3 separate regions of the Mus musculus genome follow, and all the other regions are linked to region 2. The links are chromatin loops, found by intact Hi-C in ENCODE. Cell type or tissue: left cerebral cortex. All regions are shown on one strand. Each heading gives the region's core, and the rest is flanking DNA. Links, peaks and the distances in the headings are about the cores only.

What was found. A loop is a pair of places that touch in the nucleus more often than their neighbours do. Peaks named below come from ENCODE experiments on the same cell type or tissue, not always from the same donor. Only the 100,000 strongest peaks of a DNase experiment are listed, where the experiment ranks them.
Region 1: a loop joins it to region 2, with 5 times the contacts of the local background. A loop is called at or near these places in 2 of 42 quality-filtered maps.
Region 3: it touches region 2 in a loop (4-fold over the local background); 14 of 42 quality-filtered maps call a loop at or near these places.

Annotation. Positions count from the first base shown.
Region 1 is chr17:46,771,712-46,776,953 of GRCm38, forward strand. It overlaps 2310039H08Rik (RIKEN cDNA 2310039H08 gene), which reads left to right and starts at 924. Exons shown (of 1, transcript NM_025966.3): 1 at 924-1,696. The coding sequence starts at 1,102. The coding sequence ends at 1,446. Rpl7l1 (ribosomal protein L7-like 1) reads right to left here. Exons shown (of 7, transcript NM_025433.3): 7 at 2,196-4,025. In left cerebral cortex, for the core only: CTCF peaks have their summits at 2,262 (motif pointing right) and 5,079 (motif pointing left); DNase peaks (open chromatin) are centred at 824, 1,058, 1,519, 1,821 and 2 more places; H3K4me3 peaks cover 1,722 bases; H3K27ac peaks cover 1,569 bases.
Region 2 is chr17:46,708,447-46,714,020 of GRCm38, forward strand. Pex6 (peroxisomal biogenesis factor 6) reads left to right here and starts at 3,030. Exons shown (of 17, transcript NM_145488.2): 1 at 3,030-3,938; 2 at 5,462-5,574. The coding sequence starts at 3,054. It overlaps Gm52314 (a long non-coding RNA gene), which reads left to right. Exons shown (of 2, transcript XR_003952400.1): 2 at 1-908. In left cerebral cortex, for the core only: a CTCF peak has its summit at 2,378; DNase peaks (open chromatin) are centred at 2,965, 3,481 and 3,720; H3K4me3 peaks cover 2,103 bases; H3K27ac peaks cover 1,175 bases.
Region 3 is chr17:46,640,813-46,646,054 of GRCm38, forward strand. It overlaps Klc4 (kinesin light chain 4), which reads right to left. Exons shown (of 16, transcript NM_001357130.1): 1 at 5,163-5,242; 2 at 3,437-3,700; 3 at 1,302-1,532. The coding sequence starts at 3,694. Among named protein-coding and RNA genes, the nearest start is that of Klc4, 2.6 kb to the right of the region's middle. In left cerebral cortex, for the core only: a CTCF peak has its summit at 3,043 (motif pointing right); a DNase peak (open chromatin) is centred at 4,466; H3K4me3 peaks cover 987 bases; H3K27ac peaks cover 817 bases.

The DNA of each region.
Region 1 (5,242 bases), core at 243-5,242, 63 kb after region 2:
GTTCAAAGCCGCGGTTGGGAATGGTCAGCAGTTAGTGCCTGCCGTGCAGGTGTGAGGGTCAGAATTTGAATGCCCACAAACCCAGATAAATGCCAGCTGGATGCGGCGGTCTGCCTACTTCTGCCCTTCGAAGGCAAGGATCCGAAGTCAGACGCGTGCATACGCGCGCGCACGCACACACACACAGACTATATTGTGAGTTCAAGTTCAAGGTCAGCTTTGGCTACAGGAGACCTTGAAAACATGAGAACGGGGATAAAAATTCAATAGCCCTACCTGCTGAGCCATCTTACCCACTTTTTGGGTTTCATGGGGTTGTTTCCGGTGAAGGGTAAACATGCTGTGTGCTTTTAACATTATGCAAAGTATGCTTTACTTACTGATTTCTTGATCTGTGCCAGATCAAGCTGTTTATTATATACTTACATGTTTCAGTGTGTAACTCGGCTGGCTCTATGGCCCGAGCATATGGTGTTACAAGCATGAGCCACTGCATCCTGTCAGGATAGCTTTGATACAGAAATCTGAACAGCATTGGGAGGTGTAGCGCAGCAGACATTGGGAGATGACGAATCCTTGGCTCAAACCAAAATTGACTACAAATCCCAAACAACACATAACCCAAACCCAAACAACAACAACAAAAACCAGGGATTTGATCCTTAGTACCACAATTAACAAATGTGACGAGCGCTTGCTTGCTTGCTTGGAAAAGCATACAGAATCACGCTCTGGACTGTAGCGCGAGACTCAAACTACCAAGACGACCCTCCCGGCCCTGAGCGCGCAGCCTGCGTCCGCATCTACACGTGCCAAAGGGAAGTGCTTTTGTACAGCCACGCCTCCTCACACTTGTCTCACTGGGTGCAAAAACTTCACTTTTTGGCTCGTTCCCCCACCCCACCCCGCCCGCTCCTCACCCACCGCAGCACATCTCATGTTGTGGAATGAGAGCTGGAGGTTAACCCAGGCTGCAGCTTCTGCACAAATAGCCCGGGTCTTGGAAGGTCTACCCTGGGCTAAGTTACTAAGCTCCCCTCTACTTTTCACGAAGTGGTTGCTCCCACTCCACCCGGAAGTGCTTACAGCCGGATCCGGGGGATGAGCTGGTGGCAGGACATGGACCAGCGTGGCGGTGTCTCCAGTCCGAGCGGTGCACTGGCGTCTGCCGAGCCAGCTCCTGCCTCGGTGACCCTGGCGGAGCTCCTGCACCTGGTACAGAAGGGCCAGGAGGTCCCGGGCCTGGAGAAACGCCACATCACTGCGACCCACGGTGAACCCACCGCGTCTCTGCTCCCTCGGAGGCCCAAGCCCTGGGAAGATGCGGGCTCGGCCGCCTCACCCTGCACCATCGCCCTAGACACGAGGACGCAGCCTCCGACCATCGAGGAGCGATCCCGGGGCAGTCCAGCCGCCCAACTCGACGGAGGCCCAAGGGTTTCCTGATGCTCGAGGTGTTTCCCGAGGGCATGACTGGGTCCTACACAAACTTGAGTCTGGACACTTGCCACCTGTGGGACTCAATGTTGCCTAGTAATTTTGTTTTTGGATGCCAAATTTCAACTTCATACTGTGTCCTAGTCCATTTGTGTAACGGAAATAAGTTTCCCTTGTCACTGTAGGACAGCACAACCTCCTGGACCCGCTTGTTCTGATGATACCGATAAACCGATATCCAAAAGGCATTTCTAACTTGGCAGTCGTTTGGGTTTGATGAAAAGGTTCCTTCCCAGAGTGATACATAGAAACCCTGGTTCTTGGAGTTGGGGGACTGGAGAGAGGGCTCGGTGCTCTTCCAGAGGATCAAGGTTCAATTTCCAGCAAACATGGTGACTCACATTTTAATGGGATCTGACGCCCTCTTCTGTTGTCAGTGTGCTTGGCCACATAACTAAATCTTAAAAAACCCTGACTCTTGGGAGCAACTAAGGTAGTGCGAGCAGAGGCAGTTTGGTAGTTGGTACCCCCATAGGAGTTGGCTTTCTCCTCCCACCATGCACCAGACCCCCCCCCCCCCCCCCCCCCCCCCGGTTAAGCTCTGGCTTGGCAGCAGGTGCCTTACCCAGATTCATCTCCAAGGCTGAAACTAGTAGTTGGGAATTAAGCCCTGGGTTTCTGAGGGAGCATTCTTTCCTCCCCGCAGGACTTGTGAAACGGTGCCAGATGCCCAGGGGACTGGGCGAACGGCTCTTTTTAAAGATTTATTTATTTTATGTAAGTACACTGTAGCTGTCTTCAGATACACCAGAAGAGGGCGTCAGATCTCATTACAGATGGTTGTGAGCCACCATGTGGTACCACTGAGCCAACTCTCCAGCCCCTGGGCGAACGGCTCTTAACCACTGAGCCCACCTTGGGCCCCCTCGAGTGTTTTTGGAGTCGGGGTCGTTAATACATCGATCTTTGTCTGCCTTCATAGTGACACCAAGCTTGCCAGCAGTCCTTCTTTCTAAATAGGCTCGGTGGCTACTTCTCCATAGGCCCCAATGGCAGTATACTAGCTGCCAGAATGTCTATCCATGTAGTCAAGGTCCTAATAGACCTGGGTCATCTCCAGCAACATGGACAACCCCACTTGTTTCTTGAGTCTCTGTAACCCTGGCTGGCCTCAGGCTCACAATAAGCCATCGCCTTTGGGGCTGGAGGCACAAGCCAAGTGCACCTGCTTTCTCAGAGGGCCTAGAATTGGTCCCAGCATCCACCTCTGAGCCTTCATTTGCCAGTAATTCTAGCTCCAGGGCAAGTGACACTTCCTGGCTACTTTGGCATGTACTCACACGCAAAAATCTTAAAAACAATCTTTTACTATATAGAAAAAAGCTTGTTTTAAATTCCAAGCAAGCCAGAAATGGAAGCCTTAGCTCTGCTCGCCCAGGCCTCTCTCCAATGCTACAGTGCTTCCCTACTTAGGAAGATGCAGGATTCTGCAGGATCCCAGAATGTTAAATAGCCATGCTGTTTGTCCAAGGTTGCGATGCATTTTTGGTCACCTCATTTCCCAATGATCAGTTAACACTGATCCAGGTGAAATTTAGTGGGCATTTCCTGGGTACATGTGGTTTAGGAAACAACAATCTATCACTGCATTGGTTTTTGTTTTGTTTTTTTTCTGAGACAGGGTTTCTCTGTGTAGTCCTGGCTGTCCTGGAACTCACTCTGTAGACCAGGCTGGCCTCGAACTCAGAAATCCGCCTGCCTCTGCCTCCCGAGTGCTGGGATTAAAGGTGTGCTCCCCCACTGTCCAGCTTTTTGTTTATCTTTAACATTTTCTCTATGTGTAGCCCTGGGTATCCTGGAAATCTGTAGAGCAGGCTTGCCTGTCCCTGAACTCATGAAGTCTGCCTGCCTCTGCCTCCCAAGCGCTGCAACTAAAGGTATACACACCAGGCCCAGGCAAACACTAGTTTTTAATAGAAGACAAGTGATTAAACTTCAGTCCCCTCCGGTAGCACAGAATGCAACTAGCTTAACAGACCAATGTGCATAAAAATGCAGGCTGTAGCCGGGCGTGGTGGCGCACGCCTTTAATCCCAGCACCTAGGAGGAGGAGGCAGGACTGCTGTGGAGTATAAGGCCAGCCAGGGCCAACAGGGAGACCCTGCTTTGAACAAAGCAAACACAAGACTGCCTACCCTGACAAAAATAAAAAGTAAAACCGGGACCCTCTTGATCCATGTTCAAGTGCGCCGCTTGGTCTGGCCCACTGCTCTAACAGTCTTGGAGGGGGTGGGAGGGAGGTTTGTGCTTGTTGCCCACCCAACATTAAACACCAAGATAGAAGGCAGGATGAGCAGGGTAATTCTTTCCTCCACAGCTTGCGTGGATTTCGAGACAGGCAGCCAATGAGGGAACTCGTCCTTCCATGGACTGAGCTGTGTTAAGTGTCTCCGGTGCTCGCACCTTACTGTCGTTCTCTAGGCCCAAGCCTTCCTTCAGTTTCTGAAGGCAGAAAATAATCTTCTCTGAAGATACTTGATAATTTTAAACGACGACAAAAACACTTCCGAGGGGTGCTTTTGGAAAACCTAAGGAGGGAAAACACAGCTGTGTCAACAAACCAATCTCAACTTGGGTCTGAGAGAACAGCGACAGAGTGTTCCAGTCGCGATCCTTCAGCAGAACAGGTAACCAACCGGCCTGCATAGTCCTTCTGAAATCAGTTTCTGATGTGATTCCTCCTCCACTGCAGGCTAAAAGTCCACAGCAACATAGACATTTTCTAGCCCGTGACCTAACAGAGCTGTATCAGGCATTGTCCCTTTCCAACAGGTCAACACACAGGCTTGTTCCTGTTTTCACACAGAACAACTCTCATTCTTCAAGTGCCAGGGTCAACTGCTAACTAGCTCTCCAGCGTACAGAGGGACTTCTAGTTGACAAGCATGGCCCACCAAAAGTCAGACAAGGTGCCAACAAGATGGCTCAGTGAGTAAGACTGCTGGCCACAAAGACTACCCAGTAAAGATTCTCAGAACCAATAGAGGAGAGAAGTGTCCTCTGACCTACCCCAGTGCTGGGTTTGGCATGGCCTCAGCAGGGGACAGAATGACATGGCTCTCGGCACCTGTATAGGGCCAGCAGGTGTGAGCCTCCATGAGTGTTGACGGCTGCTATGGGCATAAGGCCTCTTTGTATAATAATGTTTGTATAATGACTTACATTCCTCAGGAATGTTATCCCAGTTAGCGTTAATGCTAGTGATAACCAGTCAGCATGCATCAGGGGTGAAGGTATGGATGGCTGAGGTCTCAACAAAAAGGGAAATGCTGGGACATTCATGACAGCACTTAAGTTTGTGAAAAAGGACTCTTAAAAACATGGGTTCAGGGCTGGCGAGATGGCTCAGTGGATAAGAGCACTGACTGCTTTTCCGAAGGTCCTGAGTTCAAATCCAGCAACCACATGGTGGGTCATAACCACCCGTAATCCCATAATGAGATTTGACATCCTCTTCTGGCACATCTGAAGACAGCTATAGTGTACTTAAGTAAGAGATGGCTCAGTGGTTAAGAGCATTGACTGTTCTTCCAGAGGTCCCGAGTTCAATTCCCGGCAACCACACAGTGGCTCATAACCATCTGTAATGGGGTCTGATGCCCTCTTCTGGTGTGTCTGAAGACAGCGACAGTGTACTCATATAAATAAAAATAAAAAAACTGCTGGGCTTGGTGGCTCATGCCTTTAATCCCAGCACTCGGAAGGCAGGGGCAGGTGAACTTCTGAGTTCGAGCCCAGTCTGGTC
Region 2 (5,574 bases), core at 243-5,242:
GTTTGAAGACAGCTACAGTGTATTTACATATAATAAATAAATAAATCTTTTTTAAAAAAAGGTTTATTGGGAGAGAGGGGCAAGGAGGGGAGGAAGAGAGGGAGGGAGGGGCATTCTGCTTATATATATGGATAATGACATAACATAGGTAAAGGTGGGAGGTGAGCCAAATGGATTCTGGGAATATGGTGGCCGTTGTCTTAGCAACAGGTCTGTAGGTCCCCTATGTGATGTCACAGGTTTTCCCGAGGTCCTGATGCCAACAATAGTGAGAAGCCTTACCTCAAAAAGATAATGTGGAGAGCAATTTCAAAGGAACCCTTTGGGGTTTTGGTTTGTTTTTTTGAGACAAGAGTTTCTCTGTGTAACAAGCCCTGGCTGTAGTGGACTCAATTTGTAGATCAGATTGGCTTTGAACTCGCAGAGATCTGCTGCCTTTTGAGTACTGGGATAAAAGGCTTGTGCCACCATGCCTGGAGAAACCTGTATTTTCTAATGGTTTCCTCTCAGGTTAAAACATTCCATCTTGCAGGAAGTTCATTAAGCAGAAAGGAAAGCACTCACAATAGCTTCAGGAAGTCCCTGAAACTGACTAGATTCACTAGGCCCCTTCCTATCAGAGTAAGCAGTAAGAGCTGAGAAGTGGAGCCAAGCTGCCAAGAAGACTCCCAGACCAGAGCAGATGCCTAGTAGAGGGTTATAGACCAGAGGAGGCACCTGGAAAGGACACTGTTCAACTGTTGAGCTGCCTGCAGATGTGCAGTGTGCTCCAGGTTCCAAGCTTTGTGAGCTGTCACCCACACTGGGGTGGGCTTTGCTAATGCAGCTTTGAGTCATTTCTGCTCCTGTGAGTGACCCCTCACCCACATTTCTATAATTAACTCCAATAAAGTGCATTGGTTCATCAAGTTGGACTTAGTTGGTCTTTATGTTTTTTTGGTTTTGTTTTTTGTTTTTTGTTTTTTTTTTTGGTTTGGTTGATTATTTTTTGGTTTTTTGAGACTGGGTTTCTCTGTGTAGCCCTGGCTGTCCTGGAACTCATTCTGTAGACCAGGCTGGTATTTATGTTTTGGTCTGCCCTGGGATCCCTATCTGGGGTGGGAAAACTTGTGTTGAATCTCCCCAGGAAAAGTTTTATCACGTATGTGCAATTACACAAATACACACGAACACACGCATGTACAAAAAGACGAAATACAACAAAAAGATTGGACAATTCCATTGAGACAAGTTCTCATGTATCCTAGGCTGGCTCCAAATTTACCACGTAGCTGTTGCCTCTACCTACCTTGTTGCTAGGAAGACAGGAGTCTATCAAACCAACCACACTTGGCTTTATAAAGTGCTTGAGATCAAACTCAGGGCAACAGCATGCCAGACAAGCACCCTACCAACTGAACTACATCTCCAGGCCAATTTCAGGTTCATGACCTAAGGTATTTCCAGGAGCTAAAATCAGAAATCTAAATATTTTCTCATCTTCTGGGGATAAAGATACCTTAATACATGTAGTCAATACTCAAACTTTCTGATATCTGATGTCCAAATTGTTCCAGAATGTATACTATACAAAATAGAAGACTATCTCAAAAGGTTCGACTGTAAAGGAGACAGTCTGACAGTAACTGGAAAAAAAATACAAGGTCCAGAAAAGGGGAATAGCCACAATCCAATATATTGATTAAATGTATTTCACAAAAACCTGTATCTGTTAATTACAAAGGAGACTTCTGGAGGGGGGCAGTTGGAGAGATGGCTCAGCTGTTAAGAGCACTAACTGCTCTACCAGCAGGCCCAGGTTTTATTCCCAGTACCCACCTGTCACTCACAAGTGTCTATAACTCCAGTTCCAGGGGATCTGACACCCTCACATAGACATACGTACAGACAAAACAGCAGTGCACGTACAAATTTTAAATAAATAAATCATAAAAAAGAAAGAGTAAAGACAAAGACGAAATCTAAGTAACTAAGGCTATTGGCTCAGTTCCCATCACAGAAGCCTTCAACCCTTTCCTTCTCTGTCGCCTTCTCTCCTATAGCTCTCCTAGAATTAGGTAAACTGTTCAAGCTTCAAGTTAGATCGGAGTAGGACAGAGAACGTGAAGGACCCAAGGCACTGGAACATGAGCTTTAAGGAGGGTGTGTTGGGAGAAGTGTGGCAACACCAAGCAACAGGGCTACATGAATCCCATGCATTAATTCAGCCAGCAGCCGCTGCATAAATAGATTGGCATAAGCATGGCTGGGGCAGTTTTATCCCACCATCCCCCTTACAACGTTCCCGGTAACCCTCAAGACGCTGTGCCTACAGCTGAGCAGGACAAACTAAGACATCCTCAGGAAAATGGACTTTTTCCACTTTTCTTTGTTTTTAAAGATTTATTTATTTTATGTAAGTCCGTACACTGTAGCTGTCTTCAGACACCCCAGAAGAGGGCATCAGATCTCATTACGGATGGTTGTGAGCCGCTATGTGGTTCCTAGGATTTGAACTCAGAACCTTTGGAAGAGCAGTCGGTGCTCTTAACCACTAAGCCATCTCCCCAAACCCCATCCTTCTTTTCACACCAATTATTCTTTTTTGTTTGTTTGTTTTGTTTTGTTTTTCGAGACAGGGTTTCTCTGTGTAGTACTGGCTGTCCTGGAACTCACTCTGTAGACAGGCTGGCCTTAAACTCAGAAATCCACCTGCCTCTGCCTCCCAAGTGCTGGGATTAAAGGCGTGCGCCACCACCGCCTGGCCCACACCGATTACTCTTGGTCAGTTAAATACTGAGTTCAAGTTATGGGGCATGAAGGTCGAGAGGACGCTACTTGCCCTACAGAATTGTAAAAATGCTCCTCCACTGAGTTTCAAAGGGCGCGTGCGTCGACAACAACGGAGGCGGTCGTCAAGCCAGGCTCCCCCCCACCCCTGTGCATCTTCTCAGGGGCCGACTTGGCCATCGGCACCCCGCCCACTTTCCTACCGGAAGCGGAAACGCCTCTCTTGCCCCGGACTTTTTCCGCCCCCTATTTCCGGAAGTGGAGTGGTTTCCTTCTCCTTCGCCATGGCGTTGGCTGTCCTGCGCGTCCTGGACCCCTTCCCGACGGAGACACCACCGTTGGCGGTGCTGTTGCCTCCCGGGGGCCCGTGGCCAGCGACGGGGCTGGGGCTGGTGCTGGCACTGCGGCCGGCGAGCGAGAGTCCCGCGAAGCCCGCGCTGCTCGTGGCGGCCGTGGAAGGGTCCGGCGCCCAGGGCGAGCAGCGCGGGCCGGGGCCTCCGCCGCTGCTGGTGAGCCGCGCGCTGCTGCGGGTCCTAGCGCTGGGGCCCGGGGCGCGAGTACGAGCGCGGCTTGTGCGGCGTCCCCCGGCCCTGGGCTGGGCGTTGCTTGCCACGGCTCCGGGACCCGGGCTAGGGCCTCGAGTCGGGCCGCTGTTGGTGCGCCGCGGGGAGACCCTCCCCGTGCCCGGATCGCGAGTGTTGGAGACGCGACCGGCCCTGCAGGGGTTGCTGGGCCCGGGGACACGGCTGGCCGTGACTGAGCTCCGCGGGCGGGCCAAACTGGGCCAGGAGAGTCGGGATCACAGCCATCCCCCGCCCCCGCCCGTAGTGTCGTCCTTTGCAGCTTCCCACTCGGTCCGGCGACTCCGAGGGGTTCTGGGAGGGACTGGAGATGCGCTGGGTGTGAGCCGGAGCTGTCTCCGGAGTCTCGGACTCTTCCAGGGCGAATGGGTCTGGGTGGCCCAGGTCGCAGAGTTACCCAACTCCTCGCAGCCGCGCTTGGCTCAAGTCCAGGTTCTAGAACCGCGCTGGGAGCTGTCTGAGAGACTGGGACCCAACTCCGGGCAGCAGCCGGGAGAGCCACTCGCTGACGGACTGGTGTTTCTGCCCGCCACTCTGGCTTTTAATCTCGGCTGTGACCCCCTGGAAGTGGGAGAGCTCAGAATTCAGGTCAGGAATGCTTCCTTTAACTTTTGCTCTCTTCCCTGTCTTTACTGAGTTGGAAGGCTAAATCTGTAGAATTCAGGTCCCCTGTGCCTTACAATTAGACCTTTCACTTAAGGTCTCTTAGTCTTGTATACTCATTTTCTCTTATCAAACTGTCTTTCACGTGTTCAGGTGAAACATGAGGTTCCCTGCCAAGTACCAGCTCTGCGTACCCCTAGTCTGTAACTGCGTTGCTACGTTAGAATGCTATCCTGGTACCTCTTGCTTTTTCCTTGACTGACTTCTTGTTCTAACTTTATCTGATAAAGCAACTGTCATTTCCGACCTAAACGTGACACTCGCATAAATCCTTTCATGATTTTATAACCACAACCTTAACATCATTTCTTCCTCTTGTAGCCTTTTGAGCCTTGTTAGGGTATATATCTTATTTATATGATTACACACACACTGTCTAGGCCTCAGTCATATATTGTACATAACTTGATATGTCTTATTAAATACATTTAAGAGAAGTTCTTGAAGTGTTTGATTTCTGCCTTTTAAAAATACAATTGTGCTTGGGAGAGGCGGGGTCTACAGTTTAGTTTCTAAGCATAGAAGTATATGATTTAGGCTGGTGCTGGCTTGAAAGGAAGCCAGTAGCCACGTAAAATTAACTAGTTAACACCAGATCTGAAGTTGATTTAACCTCTCTCGGGTGCCCAATGGCCATAGGTAGAAACAAAGACAGTCCATCAGAGTTAGTTGAGTGACTAGTTAACACTGAGATGGACCTAGTGTGTGGCCCAGCACCCAGAGCAGACAGACCAACCCTGTCCACTAAGATGTCCAGATGAGAGTGGTCTCCTTCTAACAGAAGTACAGTGGAGGACAGTCAGCTGACCAGCCCGTTAGTGGTGTCAGGACATATCTGAAGCTGGCTGTGGTGGCTCCTGTCTGTAGTTTTTGAGAAGCTGATGCACGAAAATCAGTGGGTTGAAGGTCAGCCTGAGCTCTGGACTGAGACAACAAAACTATATAGCCTTTTCCCACAGCCAGAGCCATGTCTTCACCAGAGACCACTTGGTGTCAACTCAGTAGCTACCTGCTGTCCTTCAGAGAACCTGTAGAGGCAGGGTGTGGTGCTACATGCCTGTAATCCCAACACTTGGGTGGGGGAGACAGGAGGATTTGGGACTCGAGTATTCCCATCAACATAGCTGCCAATCTGGGCTACATGAAACTGTCTCAGTAGGAAAACAGAAATCAGAGAAGTACATTTCTTAGTACCTCACTGGCTGTGGGATGACAAGGATCAAAGCCAGAAAGCCGTCTTTACAGGCGGCTCTGGAACCAGAGTCAAGAGTTGGTTCACATTAGGAGGGCTTTTGGTTTCCTAAGGGTAGCAGAGCTCTGCAGTTTGGCCGTCCTGGGTCACCAGCCTTGCTAAGGGAAAGACAAAAGGTGGATGTGGGTACTGGCTGCTACGAGTGTAAAACCTGACTGCTTGGAGGTTGTAAGCTGGCAACTGTTTTCTCCATTAGAGGTATTTGGAAGGCTCCATCGCCCCAGAGAACAAAGGAAGCTGTTCACCACTGCCCGGGCCTCCGTTTGCTCGAGAGTTACACATTGAGATTCTGTCCTCGCCTCACTACAG
Region 3 (5,242 bases), core at 243-5,242, 68 kb before region 2:
CCAGCAGCTGACCAGTCATGCACAGGTCTCCTGGATGGGAAAGCCAGGGATGTCATAGACAAAATAGTTTAACTCTATTTCTCATCCCGAAAGCTCTCTAACACTCTGTTCTCCCTCTCTCTAATGCTCACCTTTTGCAATTATAGCCATGCGATCCCTGTGCACTTACACTGATTATACGTCTCTCCTGTCTCTCCTGAGGGGAAGGAGTATGTCTGCTCTTACTGACCCACAGTGTCTAGCTCTGCCTTGGGCTTACCATCTCTGAGGGCCCAGCCCTCACTGTCTAACACATTTCCACAATGGAAAATGTGCTTTTCTTCTTCGGGAATGGTAGCCTTACACAGAGGCTTATCTGTGTGTCCCAGGTAAATCATCTCTCCATCCCCTGGACAGAACAGCACTCCGGCTAGCCCTGGACTGTTAACTATAATTCCTCCTCCAGGCCAGCAAGCTCCTCTTTCCCCACATCATCATTGAAAATCCAGCACAACTTCTTCTTTTTTGGGGGCGGGGGTGGTTTCAAGACAGGGTTTCTCTGTGTAGCCCTGATTGTCCTGGAACTTACTTACTCTGTAGACCAGACTGGCCTCGAACTCAGAAATCTGCCTGCCTCTGCCTCTCAAGTGCTGGGATTAGAGGCATGCGCCACCACGCCCAGCCCAGCACAACTTCTACCCCACTTAAATGAACACGGTGAGATGGCTCAGTGGGTAAGAGCACTGACTGTTCTTCCTTAGAAGGTCCTGAGTTCAAATCCCAGCAACCACATGGTGGCTCACAACCACCTGTAATGGGATCTGACGCCCTCTTCTGGTGTGTCTGAAGACAGCTACAGTGTACTTATGTATAGTAATAAACAAATCTTTAAAAAAAAAAATGAACACATGGTTATAACTACCTCCCAACTCTGTACCCCACCTCCTCTCTGAACCCTTCTGACCATGCCAGTCCTCAGGGACCTATCTATGTGGCTCCTCTATCTGACGGAGCCACATCCACACTGTGTGCTTGCTGCTTTGTCTAGTCACATCCATGTCCTTGTGTGTGAGCCCAGTTCTGCACAGACCTGAGAAGGCAGGCACTTTTCCTCCTCTCTGCACTCACTCGGCACAGGCACAGGGATACATAAGCACCAGCTCACTGAGAGAAGACCGTAAGGGAGTCTCCTCCCTAAGTGGGCTGTGCTCTCCCTGACTGTAGCCCTTAGGATTCTGGGTTCCAGCTGTCTGACCGTTTGTCTTTGCCACACATCCTGGTAACTGAGAACGAGAGCTTTCGGCCCACTCTCACATGCTCACCATGCCGTGGCCGTCCTCATCATACTGCCGCAGCTGCCGCAGGAACTCCAGGTGCTTCTTCTCTTCCTCTAGCTGAGCCACAGCCTGCTCGCTGCGCTGCAGGCGCTGCTGAGTGCCCGCCAGCTCATCCCGGAGCCACTGATTCTCCTGGCATAGCCGCCGCACTTGGGCTCGCAGCTTCTGCTTCTCAGACTCCACTGTGCTCAGGTGGCTAGCCAGCGCCAGCATCACCTAGGTGGGAACATCATATGAGCTCCAGGCTTTTGGATAAGAGCATTCAGGGGACAGGTGGCCTTCCGGAAGATGACAGAGAGGAAGCAACAAGCGGCAGTGAGTGGCAAGAGATGTATCATAAGCCGAACATGGTGGCACACACCTTTAATCCCAGCACTCGGGAGGCAGAGGCAGGTGGATTTCTGAGTTCGAGGCCAGCCTCGTCTACAAAGTGAGTTCCAGGAAAGCCTTGGCTACAAAGAGAAACCCTGTCTTGAAAACCAACAACCAAAAAAGAGACGTATCATAAACAGATGCTCCGAGGCTGGAGCAGTGGCTCTCAACCTTCCTAATGCTGTGGCCCTTTAATGCAGTTCCTCGAGTTGTGGCTAACCCCCAGGCATAAAATTATTTCATTGCTATTTCATAACTAATATTGCTATGTTATGAATCGTAATGTAAATATCTGATATACAGCATGTCTGATAGGTGACCCTTGTGAAAGGGTCATTTGACCTCCCAAGGGTTACAACCCACAGGTTGAGAAATACTGGGCTGGAGAGATGTCTCAGTGATTAAGAGCACTGGTTGCTCTTCCTGAGGGCCTGGGTTCAATTCCTGGCACCAACATGTTGGCTCACAACCACCTGTAACTGCAGTCCCAGGGGATCCAATGGCCTCTTCTGGCCTCTACACATACCAGGATTACGGGGAGTATATAGACATAGATGCAGACAAAACACATACACAAAAAAAAATGAATGGAGTTAAGAAAGAGAGATACTCAGGCTGGAGAGACTGCTCAGAGGTTCTGAGCACTGACTGCTCTTCCAGAATTCAATTCTCAGCAACCACATGGTGGCTCACAACCATCTGTAATGGGATCTGATGCCCTCTTCTTCTGTGTCCAAAGACAGCAATAGTGTACTCACATACATAACATAAATGAATAAATCTATAAATGAATGAATGGAATTAAATGGATACTCTAACCCCAGCTGTCACCCCGCCCATTAGACGCCAATCTTCCAGTTCCCACTCAGACAGCAGCAGCCTGCTCCAGGCCTCCCTGGTCTCTGCCCTTAGTCTCTAGTTCTACTCTCATCCAGAGAGCAGATGATCCAGGCCGAATCCCATCACTCCTCAGACATCCCAACAGCTCTCTCAACCTGAGGACAGCCTCCCAGCTCCACACTCTCTGTAGATGTCTCCCATGGCATCCCTCCTCCTCCTGAGTTATCTACATTGTGCCCTCACTCACTTTGCACCCTGCAGGAACCCACAGCAGCTCTGCAAATCACTAAACCTATGAGCCAGGCTCCAAGCAAGGCCTGTGTGCCTGTGCTGCCTGCTGGACCATCAATCCCATGGTGCGCATCCTCACCCTCTCTGCTCAAACATCACCTTTTAAGTGAGGGATTTTATGACAGCTCTGTATCCTCTTCCTACTTCCCTCCTTTCTTAAAGCTTTATGTCTTTATTTGATGCATATGAGTACACTGTCACTCTTCAGACACACCAGAAGAGGGCATCAGATCCCATTACATGGTTGTGAGCCACCATTGCTGGGACTTGAACTCAGGACCTCTAGAAGAGCACATAGCTCTTAACCCCTCAGCCATCCCTCCAGCCCCTTCCCTTCTTTCTTTGTCTTTGTTCTGTCCTTAGCAATGATCACTCTGGCCCAGTAAATCATTTACATATTTACCTGAGCTCTAGCTGACTCTCCCAGCTATAATATCAGCTCCGAGAAGAACTGTGCTGTGGTGTTCTATACTGCACCACCAGCATGCAGAAGAGTTGACACACAGTAGTCACTTAATGAACATTTAACGAATCAACAAATCCAAGTTTCTAGGACAAGGAGACCCCCAAACTTGCATCATGTCACTGGAACACTTGGCATCCCCCCTTATTCTTACCTGGGCCTCGCTCAGCCCCAGCTCGATGTTCTCCATAGACCGCCGCAGCTGCCGGGCCTTCTCATGGACCAGTCCTTCCTCATGGCCTCCCTGTTGCAGACACTCAATGGTGTGGGACAGGCTCTGCAGCACTGCCTGATGTTCACTGTGTAGGGCCTCCAGCCCTTGGCTCACCACCTTGGTGCTGCCCAAGATCTCCTCTTGACTGAGCCGGTGCCCTGCAGGCTCATCCCGCTGCCCCAACACCAAGCCTGACATCCTAGGCTAAAGAGAAACCACAGAGTTCAGGTGGGGCAGAGAAAAGACATACTACTAGAGATTGGTGGGCATCCCGCAAAGGGAAAAGAGTATGGCCGACCCCATGGCTAAGCTGATGAAAGAGGAGGAGTTCCACGGCACTGACCATAAAACTAAGGTGAGGGAGAGGAATTAACCTGGATAGAGATCTGTAGGACAATCGGGCAGGCTTGGAGCTAGAGGAATTCAGGACTTGGCAATTGGAGACAGAGCATAGGTTAGGGAAAGGAAGCAGGGGATCTGAAGCATTGTAAGAATCACAGAGGACTTGTGGGAGAGCTGTGCAGAAAGCAGTGTCCCAATAAAGGGGAAGGACCCAAGGTTAGGGATGTGGGAGTACAGGAAACAGCAGCCGTCATGACAAGGCTCTGGAAGGTTCAAGGTCTTCAGGCTGCATCAGCAAAGGCACTAAGCCCAGCACCTCCCAACCTGCTGATCTCCTTCCAAACCACCTTCTGGCCTCACTCCCCCCCCCCCCCCCCGAATTCAGCCGGTCTTCCTACTTCCTCCAAACTCATCCCTGAAGTCTCCTTACCTGCTTACAGAGCAGAAGCTCTTGGCTTCAGGCGGCTCCCAGGCCAGAGCCCGGAAGAAACTCTGACCTGAAACTAAGGATTTAGAAGGCTTTGTACTGCCCAAAGTCCAGAAGTCCGGCAGTCCCACCCCTTCTCTGTCACCACCTCACAGCCTCTCAGAGGACCTGGCACGGAGCCCCACCCAGGACAAACACCCTCCCTCCTCCAGCCTACAGGTTCTTCAAAGACTTGTACTAATGTCCCTTCTTCCTTAAGTCACTCTCCTCATTCCAGCTCGGTGCAGTTACTTTCTCCCGATAAGGAGACCTGCAGCAAGGGGTGTGGTGTCCCTGAGAAGGGAGACCCGGTTAGGATTCCCAACAGGATTACGGCAATCGCCTCCTTCCATAGCTTTGTCTGACATAATCACCTAACAGGCGCCTTAAAATGTCTCGCAAGTGCCGGATGGTTCAGGGATGCATAGCAGATCTGCTGAGCACAGTGGGGTCACGGAGCAAGGCTCCGAGCGCAGGCTACCGAAGCCTGAGGGCCCACAGTTCAGGAGTGTCTAAGGTTCCTGCCTCGCCCCGAGGGCCGAGGGTGAGGACAGAGTAAGATCGCCAAAGGCTGAGGGGAGAGGAAGGGCAGAGTGAGTGAGAACAGAGTTGCTGCCCGGGACCCGACATCAGACCAGCTCGAGGTCACAGTCAGGGGTTCCCATAGGGGGCGGGGCAGGTTATCCCACTGTCTGGACGCCGAGGGGCGGGGAAGAATCGCGGGGGGGCGGAGTTTTTGAGTCAGTCTAAAGTTTTCTGAGGTTAGTAGGAAGGGACTTATTCATTTGTCCCGGAATGTGGGAATAAGAGTCAGTGTAATCTTAATTCTCAGCCCCAGGGGTACTCCCAAAGACTCACCTGCAGTCTGCCGGTCCGGCTACCGCCTCCGTGGGTGCTGCCCCTTTAAATTTATCATGGCTGCCGCTCGAGGCAATTGT